Linked DNA regions of Homo sapiens: region 1 is linked to region 2. A link is a loop called in an ENCODE intact Hi-C map of the cell type or tissue named here. Cell type or tissue: heart right ventricle. All regions are shown on one strand. Region 1 overlaps MLLT3 (MLLT3 super elongation complex subunit). Region 2 overlaps MLLT3 (MLLT3 super elongation complex subunit).

Region 1 (8,000 bases), 98 kb after region 2:
GCCCTTCTCATTCATTCCATCACCTCAGGGGTACATGGTACATGATATCAGTATGTATTACTGGTGTTAACCTTGTTCACTTGTTTAAGGTGGTATCTGTTAGGATCCTTCACTATAAAATTTTATTTTATCTTTATGATTACTAAGTGTCTTGGGAGAGATACTTTGAGATTGCGTGATATCTTGTTTGTGCTTAAAATTTTGCCCACTTATTTTTGTTTCCATTCTTGCATTTTGCCTGGAGCAGTTACCACTGTAATGTTCTCATGGTGTTTTTCTGTTTCTCTTATTTTCTTCTGCATTTGTTAATTATAATTTTTCTGTAAGGAAAAGTTGCCTTTTTTTGTTTGTTTGTTTGTTTGTTTTGAGACGGAGTTTTTGCTCTCTTGCCCAGGTTGGAGTGCAATGGCGCGATCTTGGCTCACTGCAACCTCTGCCTCCTGGGTTCAAGTGATTTCTCCTGCCTCAGCCTCCTGAGTAGCTGGGATTACAGGCGCGTGCCACCACGCCCGGCTAATTTTTTATTTTTAGTAGATATGAGGTTTCACCATGTTGGCCAGGCTGGTTGCGAACTCCTGACCTCAGGTGATCCGCCTGCCTCTGCCTCCACCTCCCAAAGTGCTAGGATTATAGGCGTGAGCCACAGCGCTCAGCCTACCATTCATTCATTCATTCATAGCACTATGCTTCATGAATATTTATTCTTTTGGTTATACTATTATTGCTCATTTTATTGTTTAAATTACGCCAACTTTGGCCAGTGTAATTTCTTGTGAGTTGCCTTCTATGCCTTCTGACAAGTCTTCATCTCTTTTGCCATCTGCTTCTCTATTTTGTTTTATTTGATTTCTCGCTTTTTTCTTTTTTTTTTCCTGAGACAGAGTTTTGCTCTTGTCTCCCAGGCTGCAATGCAGTGGCAGGATCTTGGCTTCACTGCAACCTCCGTCTTCCAGGTTCAAGCAATTTTTCTGCCTCAGCTTCCCAAGTAGCTGGTATTACAGGCACCACACCAGCACACCCGGCTTATTTTGTATTTTTAGTAGAGATGAGGTTTCACCATGTTGGCCAGGTTGGTCTCAAACTCTTGACCTTAAGTGATCCATCTGCCTCAGCCTCCCAAAGTGCTGGGATAATAGGCGTGAGCCACTGCGCCTGGCCCTGCTTCTTTATTTTCTGACCCCACAGGATGATCTAGGCACACCTTGTATTTTCACTGCCCTTATCTTGGGTTCAACCAATTTTCTTTTTTTTTTTTTTGAGACAGAGTCTCACTCTGTCACTAGGCTGACCCTAAAAAACCTTGGTTCCTTTTATTGGGGGATTGTATTTAGAAACCTCAATCTGGGTGCCATTTGTGTTCATTGTTACTGGGATGCCACTCCTTCTGGTCCCTCTCAGTGGATAGAGCTATGAGATTTGTGTTGTTCTTTTTTGATGTTGGTTTTGTAGCCCTCTACAGTAGGTAGAAACTGTTGGCCAATACCTTGTAAAAATCTCAATATAGCTTTTCCTTTTCTGTTTTTCTGAGGAAATTTTCCAAAATTCCAATGACATTATAATACACAGTAAATATTATATAATACTAGGCTAAGAGCTCCTTGAAGTCTGAAACAACCTATACTAGCACCTGGACAGTAAATCAATGCTTATTGAACAAAATGGAATTAGACTATTTTTAAAAAATACAAAAACTGCGTAAGTATATTATTTCCTATAGCTAATTAATAAAGTAAAACATTTATCCTTAAACTGCATAGCAGTTTCCAGCATATTACTGAAAATTTCTAGCATATTACTGAAAATTGAGTAGATGCTTAAAATGCATGAGTTGGATTTATTATAATACATTTTAAATTATCTCATCCTGTTGTAAAAATAATATACCTTCTAGGGACAGATTTTACCTTTTAGCCTGCCCATTGAACTTACTGAAAATATATTTGGAAACAGAGTTGAGGTAAAATGTGTTACCAATTTAACATTCCCATGTAATCTTTCTACATTGTTGTAACTACTTGTTAGGAGAGGCTCAGATTCTTTTTTGGTTCAAGAGTATCTGGAAATGATTCTGTACACTCCATAGATGATAGAGCATTCTAATAAGCTTTGATATAAAAAAGAAATAGATGTTTCTGCTCAACATTGCAAATAAACTTTATAGTATTATGTGCCTTTGGCATGACAGTTATTTAATACAATAGCATCAATAGCATTCCTGAGACATAGAAAATGAGGAATAACAAGGGGGACCTGACAGGTAATGAAAGTTTTGGAGGTAAGTCAAGAAATGAGAGTAGTAAGACTGTAGAAGCTCTAGCTCTGTGATTAACTGTAATTTAAAGTATTTTAGTGTGTATACATGTAGAGTGTTGTGCTTTTCTACATATTTTTGTGAGGCTGCCTATCAGATTGGAGTGCGATTAGAAAAAAAAAGTCACAATATCGTTTGTGCTGGTTGTGACCAGAGAGCCGTTTAGTGTAAACATTTGTTTCCAAGCTTATGTGATGGGGATACTTTCTCCTCCTTCATGTGGGTCACAGGTGGGATTGGTGAGTCCTTAGCGGAGTCAGGAGATATCTGAGGCAGTGCTGGTGTTCATAGTCACAGACTCCTGGAGCTGGGTCTGGGGTTTATGGCTGACATCTAGATATCTCTTACTTAACTGGCTTTGCTTCTGTGTTTTATTTTTTTGTCATTAGGTGTTATGCTCCCATGGCACACAATATAACATGTCTAGTAACATTGCTTGTGAGTCTTTTTCTTGTATAAAAGCAAATAGATGTTGCTCTGGTGTGGAATATATATTGACTCAATTTTCTTCAGACATACTCCCCAGCCGCAGAGTCTTACATCAGGCGGTCTGTGCTTGAGCTTTGGGGAAGGCCACAGCCTGATCCGGATAAGGTCAATGGGGAGATCCTCAAAAGAGGCTGCTGCCTGTTATGACTCCGGCTGATGGCAACCATAGTAGAGGTGGCCACTTACTATGGTTGCCATATGGGACCCCAGGAGCTCGTCAGATAAACATCCAAAGAAAGAAAAATAATTATTTAGCTGCCTGGCCATTCTAAAAGATTTTGCCAAAAAGAAAAAACAAAACAAAAAACAAAACGGTGAGTATGGGGAGAAAAAGGGACTAATGATCTCACAGTCTCTGGCCATCCCAAGAAAAGGCTGCTGCCTAGAGATACCTTCCTCCTCCCCCATTTTCTCCTATCAGTCAGATATAGGAACTAAAAATGGTGTTGGCTTCAAGCCCAAGAGGGAAAGAAAAGGAACTTTAAACCCTATAGTCCCTATTCACCAGGTCCCGCAAGTATGCCAGTCCTAGATTACTTAAAATTTCAAAACAAACTTGGCCAAACTTCAGGCAGGCCCCTCAGCACTGAATGCCCTGGCCTACAAGTAGTGACATCGTTACATTTATTATAAACAATTGGAGCATTGCCTAAAAATTGTTCCTTGAGGCCTGGCGCAGTGGCTCACGCCTGTAATCCCAGCACTTTGGGAGACTAAGGCAGGTGGCTCACGAGGTCAGGAGTTTGAGACCAGCCTGGCCAACATAGTGAAACCCCATCTCTGCTAGAAATACAAAAAATTAGCCGGGCGTGGTGGCGGGCACCTGTAATCCCATCTACTAGGGAGGCTGAGGCAGGAGAATCGCCTGAACCCGGGAGGCAGAGGTTGCGGTGAGCCGAGATAACGCCACTGCACTCCAGCCCGGGCAACAGTGCAAGACTCCGTCTCAAAAAAAAAAAAAAAAAAAAAAAAATTGTTCCTTCAAGGTAAGAAACACTGAGAATCTCCTGCCTTGAAGATATTACTGGTGGTAACCAGGAAACACATTTCACTTCCTAGAACACAATACTGGTTTCTTGGAAGATGCTTTCAGTAGAACTTTCATGTCCCTGACAGGTGTTAGGTAATGATTTAATCGAGAGGCATAATGATTTCCTCAAACGACTCCTTTTCAAATCCCAGCCCAACAAATAAAGCCCTAACAGTTTCTATCTTGCCCTAGGTCATATCTTTATACATTTGTGATCTTGCTGCCATCCCATAAAGGCTGGCAGCTAGATCAAGGGCACATTCTTTCCTGGGACCTATTAAAAATAGATTGTCCCATGGGCCAGGCAGTTTCTCATTTGATATGGGGGACCTATTTGAGCTTAAATCTCCACCACCAAAAAAAAAATAAAAAAATAATAAAAACCCCTATATGGTACAGCTACATATCATTTTGTTGAATATTAGTCTCATTGCTACTGGTTTGGGTGTTTAATGGTTTACAGTCCAGAGGCCTGCATCAGCTCGAGTGGGCAGTCACTTAAAAAGCCATACCCCAGTCTCACATCCCAGATGATATCACCCAACCCAGGACCTCTCCATTGGAGATGACTTTGCCCCTGTGATTCCTTCCCCTGGGACACTAAAACCTCCACTCATCAGGACACAGGACATTTTTTGGTTTTCTTCCTGAACCCACTGTTTCCTTAGCCCATGATCCTGGTATCCTCCTTGTTCTCCACTCAAATGTACACCCCTACACTTCCATACTGCAAGGAAAATCCGGAATGAGTTACTACAATTAATGGTGACTGTTGCTTTCCTCAGGAGACACCTGCCTCGTATCAGTCAACCCCTTACTCCCTAGGGGAGAGGACCACCTACCCACTGGTGTCTTTCCCTACTACCCCTTCCAACTTTCCATCAGAATCTCCTGACTTGTGCCTCTGAATATGACCACCAAATCCACTTTCTCCTTACAGTCAGTGCATCCACCCCTCAGACTTACACTTATCTGACATTTAAAAACTGGTGCCCAGGCACCAAGATGTGAATTACAGTGAATTTTTATAATTTTATGTTGCTTCAGCATCTATTCTGAATCTAGGTGTAACTTGTTTCACACAGAAGCAGGGCTCAGTCATCCTTGACACACTATCCACTCCCTGCCTCCTCCCGGTTCCTCAGTGTGGTCGAGCCAGATACCTGCCGTGTACAACCACCTCCCTCATGGACATACAGATACAGCCTACTTGACTGACCCCCCGTACCCTGCATGGACTGCTGCAGATACGCCACGGTAGCCACTCTCATTCACAGTGTGACTCCACAGAACTTTTGCCTGCTTGCTCTAAACCCACCAACTAGAACTTCCCACAGGAAACCTGCTTGGTTAGTTCCCTGGACCCCAATAAAGGCCTTGGCCCATAGCTCATTTCTCTCTGGCTGCCCATCTGCTGGTTGAGTGCATTTCCCTGCCATCTTGTCTTTCGCCCGCATTGGTACTCCTCCTCTCACCAATTTGTCGTACGTTGCTTCTGGTATTTCACATGTTTGTGTTGTATTTCCTCCTCTGTGTCTCATCGGACTGACAGACCCAGACCTAATTTTCCTCTTAGTCAGAGCTCTCCCAGAGAGTGGCTATCTTGGGAGGAATAAACTGGACACAGGTCAGACAAGGGCCACAAGGGTACCTGCCAGTATAAACCAGTTTCCTGTGAGAGGGACACCTGGTCACAGGTCAGACACTTAGGCATTAGGCTGTCTGCCAGGATGAAGAAGGATCTCATGAAAGGTACACTGTAAATATCTACAACTATATTTCCTAGAGCCCTATCAGGGCAAGACTAGAATTTATGGCTACTCTCCAGAGAGATACCCCCAAAACCAAATTGTAGAGAAATATAACAGAGCCTCACTTACAGTTCTTAATATGGTGTCTTATGTGTAGTGGATGTTTGATCATTTGTATTGAATTGTCCTATACCGTGGAGTATGTATGTATTATTTACTTAGTCACTTTATAGCTTGTGTTGCAAAATGGGCAATGCCATAAACAGGAGTTCTAACCAAAAGACAGGCTCTGCAAACTGCATGCTTAGTGTGGAGATGCGTTTAGTCATGTACTGTGCTTTGTGGCAGTATAGTTAGAAGCAGTTGTGGTGATGGTCATAGCTATTTTAGTAACTTCAGTTACTGACTTCTGGGAACAAAGTTTCTTGAAAATAAAATCAGCTGCATTAAAAAACCAAAAACAATAAATGAACTTTGCTTAATGACATAACATGGCATGCTAGTGAAACAGCATTTTTAACTATTAAACTTAGGGGGTGTATAGGATAAAAACACTTGTACTCATAGATGCTGTTTATAATGTATAGTTAGGGGCAGTGGTTCTGCAACAATAGCCATTATCAGAATCAGAACAAGCTAGACTCTTCCCCCAAAGTTTCTGATTCATTAAATTTGGGGTGGGGCCTGAGAATTTGCACTTCCAAAGGTTCCCAGGTGGTGCTAATAGTTCTGGAGTCACAGTTTGAGAGCCACTGTTTTAAGGTTAGGAGAACATACCAACCTATCAAAGTGGGCGGGCATCTGATATTGCTGATTCATGGTGGCATGCTGTTGCTGTATTAAACATCTAAGAAAAATCTACTGTGGAGTGAAAATATGATTGCTAATGGAATTTCAGATCAGGAGCCAGATAGGGAGACATCTGTTGTTCCACAGTCCGTAAAACAGCACCATTGCAGCCTTTCTTGGAGGCATATCAAGAATGAGTATTTTAGGTTAGTATTTATTAAAGGAATACTTTTGAAAGCTTGCTCTTGTAGTGCTAGGTTAAGTGCATGAAGAGGTCTGTGTCTCATCTTCAGCTCAGACTTGGGGGCTTTTTTCTTTTTATTGCTCCAGCAAGGTCAACTAGGCTTTATGCCTCTCCTACTCAGGGATGGGCTTCTTCTATTTTAGAACTCTGTACTGGTAATGCAATTCTGAGGCTGCTCTCTGCTCCACAGAGAAGAGTGCTGTGATAGATTATTAATGTCTGCTGTGGCTACTGTTGCCCTTCTCTGCCTTCAGTATGAGCACTTATAGGTGTTCCTCTTCTAAGCTTTACTTGCTGAAGAGGAAGGAGAGGCAGAGGTGTGTGTGTGTGCATGTGTGTGCGCATATGTATGTATGTATGTGTATCTGTGATGTCTGTGTATCTGTATGTGATGCATTTAAAAAAAAATCTTACATATTTTCTTAGGGACTATGTTGTGAGGCTGGAGTACAGTGGCTATTCATAGGCTCTGTCATAGGCCATGAAATCCTGGGCTCTAGCTGTCCTCCTGCCTCAGCCTCCCAATGTATGTGATACATTTAATGATGCTTCATAGCATAACGCCTTTTCTACCATCTTATAATGTAATTCACTGTTGCTTTTACTTCTGGTAATAGTTTGAGAGAAGGAATTGTACTGTAAAGATTCCAGCTTGTAACTCATTGTGTTATACTTAAAATTTCTTGGTAGATTAATTTTTTTGTGTTTGAAGAAAAGGTATTGCAATTGCAATTTTTTATTATTTGCATATGTTTGTATTTGCATATATTCTTTCCAATACTGGGTCTGATCAGTTTCATTTGTTCTTAATTATTTATTTTTTTCTTGAAGTTTTTTTTAAATTACAAAAGTAATACGTTTAAGTTTTATAACTCAGTCACCCCAGAAATTAATAAGCATCCTTCCATATGAACATGCACACACACATACACCACCACTCTAGTATTAGGCTCTAATAGACATGTTTAAAATGTTTTAATTTGTTTTAAATTTTATAATATTAAATAATACCAGTCACATGATTATTCTCTGACTTTAATTTTTCACTTAAACATATCTTGGACTTATTTTGAGGTTAATAGATGCAGATATATAATTCATTATTTTTAATGGCTGCATAATATTCTATAGAGAGAACCAAATGTGATTTATTTAGCCTTTCTGGTATTGATGGCAACCACATTTCCAATTTTTGTTCTTTTAAGCAGTAATGGCAAAGCATTCTTGAGTACATATCTTTAAATGCTGGTGCTTTAGTTCAGTTGAATAAACACTGAAAGTGGGATTCCTAGACTAAAGGATGTATAATTTAAAAAATTTAAATAATAACATTTTACCAAATGCTTTCTGGAAGATTGTAGAAACTTTCAAACCCCTCTCCCAAGT
Region 2 (8,000 bases):
TCATTTTTTCAAAAAAGTGCTTGTGCAGATAAGTATACGTATGTCTATACAAGTGTATGTCTGTAAATAAGTAAATTTGCATTAGCGGGCATCAAACTCTTACTAGTAGTTTAGTAGCTACTTGTGGTGGTGATGGGAGGTTATTTTTGTAGTGTTTGATTTTTTTTTAAAGTTAACTCCGTATATTTAAAACATTCAATGAGCACACATAACTTTTTAAAACTGAAAAAGAATAAAAAACCAATATAGAATATTGTTTTAAAAATAGGGATTAGCATGTAGCTATCTAAAAGTTAAAGATCTAAAAGTGATCTTTAATATCTTGGGTAGATATTGTTGCTTAAAGATGGAGAGAATTTAGGGTTAGGAATTACAGACTTGTATTCAAATGTTGGTTTAAGAGACTCCTTGTATGGTTTTGGACAAGTTACTTCTGTGTCTCTTTTCTCATTTGCATTATGGAAATGATGATAAAATAGAACTATTACCTCATAAGTTGAGGTTGAAATGTAAATCAACTGTTTTCATACTTATTGGGCTTAAGATCCTTTTACACTTACAAATTGAAGAACGCATAGAGTTTTTTTGTGTAAGTTATATCTATTAATTTTAGTGTATTAGAAATTAAAATGGAGACATTTTAAAGAAATTAATTTGTCTAAAGGTAGTAACCTATTATATGTTAACATACAGGTAACATTTTAATGAAAAATGAACATTTTCTTAAAAACAGTGACAAGAGGGGCATTGTTTACTTTTCTTTTCTTTTTTTTTTTTTTTTTCAAATCTCTTTGTTTTAATAGAAGACAACTAGGTCCTCTTACCAGCTTCTCTTTTCAGTCTATTGTGTTATCACATGTCCTGTAGCCTCTGGAAAACTCTGCTACACACTCACGAGAGAATGGGAAGGAAAAAGGCACATAACTTAATAGATTTTATTATATATATAGATTTAACGTCACCAATCACCTGAAAAGATCATAGGGATCCTGAGATCCTAACTCTACACTCCGAGAACTGCTGGTAGAAAGTATTCAGCCTACAATCTGGCACACATAAATTGCCCAATACATGGAAGCTGATTGTTATTATTGTTGCTAATAAAAACTTATTTAATGGAAAGAGAAAAGGTAAATCTTCCAAGGTATTTGCCTCATTAAATTCCGGTGAATGATTACCTAACAAAATTGTTTTCAGAAAAGGATAATTTAAACTTGGGTTTTTCTGGGCATATTTTATAGCTACTATTACTATCCATTCTTTTTTTTTTTTTTTTTTTTTTTTTTTTTTTTTTTTCACATGGTCTGGCCCTGTCACCCAGGCTGGGTTGTAATTGCGTGATTTCAGCTCATTGCAACCTCCATCTCCTGGACTCAAGCCATCCTCCCATCTCCTGGTCTCAAGCCATTTCCCAAACAGCTCAGACTATAGGCGTGGACCACCATGCCTGGCAGTTTGTGTGTGTGTGTGTTTTTGGTAGAGATGGGGTTTCACTATGTTGCCCAGACTGGTCTCCAACTCCTGGGCCCAGGTGACCCACCAGCCTCGATCTCCCAAATTGCTGAGATTACAGGCATGAGCCATTGTGCCCGGCCTATCACTGTCCATTCTGTGATGCATTACCTGAATTATGCAGAAGTCTTTTATATTCATTATTGTAGGTGCCCCTCTGTAGAACTACCTATCTTTATGAAGTAGGCCAGGCAGGGATATCACTTGGTTTGATAATTTTGCCTTAAAGGTCCTTTGTTCCTTCTCTTGGTTCTTTGAAGTTTCTTTCTCATGGGTCTTCCATGGACCAACCTTGGCCCCTTTCTTGCCTTTCTAGTCATTTATTACAGGTAATCCCCACTACATAACATCACTTTTACAGTTCTAAGATATAGAACTTTTCTTGTTTTGAATCTTCAAAAGAGATGTCATAGAAGCTGGGAAATTACATGGCACAATTTTGTGGTGTAGCTTTTATGAAGAACCTTGTTCATTTTTTTAAACAAATGAAATGTTTTTTTTTTCTAATTTGTAGATATTTGTTCATTGTAGAAAAGTCAAACCATGGACGAGTTATCTGAAATTTTCATATATAACTATAGTTAATATTTGTTAGACATCTTTATATATATACACATACACATCAATATTAACTATTAACATTCATTCATTCAACAAGTGTGTGCTTTTTTTTAGCTCCTACTATGTGCGTGCCTGCCTACCTCCCTCCCTCCCTCCCTCCCTCCTTTCCTTCCTTCCTTCTTTCATTTTGGGACAGGGTTTCCCTCTTGTCACCCAGGCTGGAGTGCAGTGGCATGATCTTGGCTCACTGCAACTTCTGCCTCCCGGGTTCAACTAATTCTCCTGCCTCAGCCTCCCGAGTAGCTGGGATTATAGGCATGCGCCACCACGCCCGGCTAATTTTGTATTTTTAGTAGAGACAGGGTTTCACCATGTTGGCCAGGCTGGTCTCAAACTCCTGACCTCAGGTGATCCTCCCGCCTTGGCCTTCCAAAGTGCTGAGATTACAGGCATGAGGCACCGCGCCCGGCCCTAGCACCCTTCTTAGAGCTGGAGATAAAGCACAGAGGAACATTCCTACCCTTGTGGCATATCATCTTTTAAAATTGTTGGATTTTTCTGGTATGACATTGTATATGGATTTATTATACTTCTTTTGGATTGTTCCCAGTTTTGATTTGTTATGAATAGTGCTGTGGTGGACATCTTTGACATTCATTTTAATGGTTTTTCTAATAATTTGTTTATGTTAAATTTCTAGAAGGGAGGTTGTGGAGTCAAAAGGTATACAGAGTTAAAATTTTGTTATATATTACCAAACTTTCCTCCAAAAAGATTGTCCCAGTTTATATTTCCTCAGGCATATAAACTGGAAATTAACAGCTTAAAAAAATCTTTGCCAATCTGTGTGGAAAAACTGCCTCATTTTGGTTTGCATTTATATGATTAGCAGTGCCACATATCTTTCATTATGTATTTATTTACCGTTTGTCTTTTGTGATGTGCCTTTTTTGTCCTTTGTAGTCCATGGCTGCTTTTTTAATTAAAAAAAAAAAAGCATGGGGAAATGCAGAGAATGATATAACAAACATTCAAATCCCCACTACCAAGAATGAATAAATGTTTACATATTATCTTATTTGATTCCTTGTTTGGATTCTGGAGAATTAACTATTATAGATGCAGCTAATGTTTTAAAATGCTTCCCAGCCTTTTCTTCCAACCCTTCAGTCTGTCTTCCATTCTATTTATTTTGCACATATATGTTGCTTACAAATAATAATGTATTGTGTCTTAAAATCAACGTGAAGAGGATCATGCTAGTGAATCTTTTTTTTACAATTGAGATATAATTCACATGCAAAATTTACCCTTTTAAAGTGTGCAAGTCTGTGGTTTTTAGTATATTCATAAGGTTGTGTAACCATTGCCATTATTTAATACCAGAATATTTTTATGAGTGAATACATTTGCATCTTGCTTTTTTCCCCCACTCAATTCTGTTTCTGAACCTGTCCACATTTCATCTATAAAGAGCCACGTCATTCTCTTTAATTTCTTCTGCTTAGTATTTCATCATGGGAATATATTGTATACTTTACTTTTCTGTTTTCCTATTAAGAAATAAATAGGTCATTTTCTGTTCTGTGCAGTGAGCATCTTTGTGCATGTTACCTTGTGCAGATGAACAAGGGTTTGGACATAGGCCTAGATTTTGAGTTATTGAGTTGTGGGCACGTGTGTCTTCATTTGTACTAGCTGCTGTCAGATTGCTCTAAAAAGTGGTTCTGACAGTTTATACTCTGTCAAGAAAATGAGTACCATTTTTCCTCTATATCTTTGCCAATTTTGGCTATTTTAATATTTCCTATTTTTCAGAGTTGAAATTTGGTATCTTTTTGTTTTCATTTACATTTCTCTGGTTCCTGGTGGGATTAAGCATTTTATATATATATATTGACTATTTTGATTTCCTCTTTATTGACTTCTTTTTATATCCTTTTTCTTAAAAGAAAAGATTGGGTTGCTTGTCATTTTCTTGTTTGTAGGATGTTCTTCCTTTGTTATTTTTGTTGAAAATATCTTGCCTCATTTTTTTCTTTTATCTTGATTTATGGTATCTTTTTGCCATATGCAAGCTTTTAATTTTGTCAAACTGATGTGCTTTATTTTGTTTTGTTTTCCTCTCTGGGCTTAGGGTCTTATTTAAGAATTTAGTTCGTGGCCATAGTAATGTGCTTAACCAAAAGGCAATATATATGTAGGATACAGTGAAAGACTGAGGGAGATACAAATAAGAGTAAGAGGAGGTCCCTGCCTTCAGTGTGCTGTGTCTTTTTAGAGCTGGAAAGGACACTTGAGATTCTTCATCTTCGATTACCCTTTCATTTTACTTTTAATCAGAAGCCTAGAAATGTGGAGCAATCTTGCATGTAGACACAATGAGTCACAAGTATGCCTGTGCAAAGATAACTAGTAATAAATGGTGGTCAATGTTTACTTTTAAAACATTGAGTAATAATTCACTTATATTAGCAGACAAATGTTCAGCAATAGCTGCTTTTGTAGACATGATCTAGGATTTAATTAAGTGGTGGTAACCATGGTAGATGCTGTTTAAAAGGAAAAAGTTCTATAGCTACTTTCAGACAAAATCAAATTCTCTATATGAATTAAAGTTTTCCTTTGAGATTAAATCATTAGAAAAAATTGTTGCTGGGTGGTAGTTATCTCCTGATATTTTGTCCCCAATTCACCCAGTGGTAAGAATTGCAATTACATGAAGGATGCAGGGTGTTGTTTTAAGAAGTAATGTTGCATGACTTAATCCTTTTGACTTAAGTGTGGTAAGTTTGCAGTGGTTGACGACTGAAGAAGGCTATTACGATAGAATTTCTAAAAAGATAAGGCCAGCATTTGGGTGTGATTTAGTTGGTATGTAGCAGTTAACAATTAACTTTTTGGATAAAATCAAGTCACCATTTTTTTTATTAAAGAAAATTATGGCTTATCTTTAAAATAGTGTTCATTAGTGATTATAAATATAATTAGTTACCTTTAATTAGTTACACATATTAGAAGGTTGATATTCTCAAAGCCAAGTTAATTTTTTTCTATTTTAAAATATTTGATTTTGTCAAAACTAGATTTTTTTTCTTTGTTCCTTTCCAGTAGAAATTATTAGTTATTTCCTCATCAATACCAGGCAAAATGCTCTGTGTGTGTATATTGATTTTTAAAAGCAAAATATATATTAACAGTTTCCTGAAGTATTAATAATAATAGCAGTGGCTTGGAGAGTAGGGAGGTAATTTGCCTCTTAATGTTTTCAGATATAAATTTTGTCTGAATGATGCCTTTTCATTTTTGCAGATAGGTTTTTATGTCCCATTTCCCCTGCCTCCCTCCAAGGATGGTACTGGGGATAGAATACTGTCTGATTATTCCAGGTATCTATTCATTTGATAAACATGTAAAACACTTTGGGTGTTTAAAAACCAGGTTCATTGTAGACTTTATATCATCTTTACCCTTTACCACAAATACTTCATTAATATGAATAATGAAAGCTAAATAATTACGACCTTTTTTATATTGAAGAAACATTCTTCTATTTCACATAGTATTTTCCTTCATTTTACTTATTTCTCTGTTTCTCTATAATAAGCAGCTGTTTTATAGAGTCAATGAAACATGGGGGATTTGGGCTGTTGAGATTTAGTTGCATTGAGTGGAACACGTTATTTGAAAATGTTGACCCAGTTCAAGATTGTCTGATGCTTGTTGTATGACTTTTTCTCTGTATGCACAGAAATAGTAACTAGTGGGCTGGAAGCTAACTTCCCTCATTTTATGGAGCACCAAAGCAGCACGTGTTATGTGTTACATGCTTTCATTAGACCAACACTCCCTTCTCTTTGTATATGTTATCTCTTTTTCCTCCTGTGTTGCATTAGAGTTACACATCAGAAAGGATGGGACCTATGTTATCACTGTAGATACTACTTATAGCTCCATCAATGTAATGTCTTGACCCTGGAATTTTTTGGCAACCGTATAAAGGCAGGTATTGCAAGTCAGAAAAAGGGTTTTAGAATCCCTGGCTTTACTTTCCACTCCTGTAAGTTATAAATTATTACTCAGATTTCTGAAACTCATTTCTTCTGCACCTCTAATAATTGACTTTGTGTAAACAGAACCACCACTTGAATTTAGCAGGAAACATTGTGTCTGCTGAGAATCACATTTTCTAGAATGTGTTCTAGCATTTGTAATAGGCAAAAATGAATTTTTCTCTTTTCTCTTTTTTCCCTTATTCTTTCTTCACTTACTTTGGATGCTTAAAAAGAAAAGCTAGACACAAACTTGAAGGACTTGGCCAGCTCTATCATTTTTTTACTACCTAATCCATGAAATACAACCAGCCTTTTAGCTTTAAAAATAAGAGTCTAATGTAATTCCAGTAACTGGTAGGAGCAGTATTTAGCAGTGTGGCAGGAAAGGCCCTGGCCTGGGAGGTAGAAAGGATGTGTTTGGACTGAATAAGCTGTGTGGGCTTTTGCAGCTCTGAAAATACTGTTTTTCCTTTAGTTTTAAAAAGGATAAATTCTGCAATTGTCATTGATCTAGTGTTTTTATAACAATGAAATAATAACTACCCTTTATTAAATAGCTATATTGGTTATCATGCTAGACAATAGACATGTGGAGTATTTAATTTCTGACTCTTCCTAAGTAGTAGTTCGGAGAATGATATTCTTGAGAAAATAAAATACCAATATATGAACATCAGTGTATTGGAATTTTATCCTTTCTTATGGTGAATGGACAGTGAAATGGGTGAAAGACTTGCTGCAGTAATAGGGAAGTAGAAGATAACATGAGTAATTCACCAAATAAGGGATTAAGTTACACTTGTAAAAGTTAATTTCTGATCATATCGGTGCCATTCACCTCAACCATCAACTATTACTTGTAGATTGGAGCATTTCAAGAACTCAGAAGACCACCCAGTGTTGATAGGAAACTTCTTCCTCAATTATGGCTCTTGACCATGCCATTAGATCGTTGGGTTTTTCATGCTTTTTTGTCTTTTACATAAAATAGACCTTGAAATTGTGTCACTTAATTTGCTTTTCTGAAGTATCACTTACCAGATATTACTTGTGTTTTTATTATCAATAGAGTAATAATTGAGGACTGCCCATGTAAGCTAATTGAGGGCTGTCTGTATTATCATGTGAACAGATTAGAAGAAAGTATATGAAATTTTTGATCATCCAACATACTTGCATACATACATATAAGAATAAATAGGGTTTTCTATTTAATAATTCAAATGCTGAATTGAAGTTGTTTTGAAAAGCAAGTACTTTTCTACTCTTCAGTTGTAACATGCTGTATAACTTTTAGGTCAAAGAAAAAATAATTTTAGTTAGCATTCCAATTCTGTAAAGGAAATTGTCAAGCAATTGACTAGAGCCGATAATTTATCCAAAAATACACAAATGCAGACATTTAAAATAGAGCTGCAAATAAATAGGAATTTTCTTACATTGTAAAGGCTAAACAATAGCTTATAGTTAATGCTTCTTGACAGAGTATCTTTTTTAGGTTAACATCATTGATTCAGTTCATTTTCTGTGTTAGAATGGCTAGATTTGTTCATCTTTACCCCACATTTTGAGAAGTATGTGATAGATAAAAATACATCACTGAAAAGATGGGAAGAAATACTATCGTAGAATGTTAATATAAGTGATCTCTGGGACGTGGGATATCAGGAACTTCTTATTGTTGTCAGTAAAATTCGTTGGCTTTTTCAAGTTTTCTTGAATGACTCATATTATGTGAAAGTAAAACTAGTATTTAAATGTATGTATGGGCACATTTACAATAAGATTTTTAGTTTTTTCTACAAGTAATTTGGAACATGATTAAGACTGTCTTTCCCAAGAAACATTTTCAAATTTTGCTATTTGACATTT

Evidence for each region. Peaks named below come from ENCODE experiments on the same cell type or tissue, not always from the same donor. Only the 100,000 strongest peaks of a DNase experiment are listed, where the experiment ranks them.
Region 1: a loop joins it to region 2, with 1.9 times the contacts of the local background. A loop is called at or near these places in 8 of 110 quality-filtered maps.

What each region holds. Positions count from the first base shown.
Region 1 is chr9:20,510,713-20,518,712 of GRCh38, reverse strand. The region is part of intron 2 of MLLT3 (MLLT3 super elongation complex subunit); the gene reads left to right. Among named protein-coding and RNA genes, the nearest start is that of MIR4474, 12 kb to the right of the region's middle. In heart right ventricle, no CTCF peak of the experiment used is centred here; no DNase peak of the experiment used is centred here; H3K27ac peaks cover 3,184 bases.
Region 2 is chr9:20,608,657-20,616,656 of GRCh38, reverse strand. The region is part of intron 2 of MLLT3 (MLLT3 super elongation complex subunit); the gene reads left to right. Among named protein-coding and RNA genes, the nearest start is that of MLLT3, 9.8 kb to the left of the region's middle. In heart right ventricle, CTCF peaks have their summits at 4,576 and 4,782; no DNase peak of the experiment used is centred here.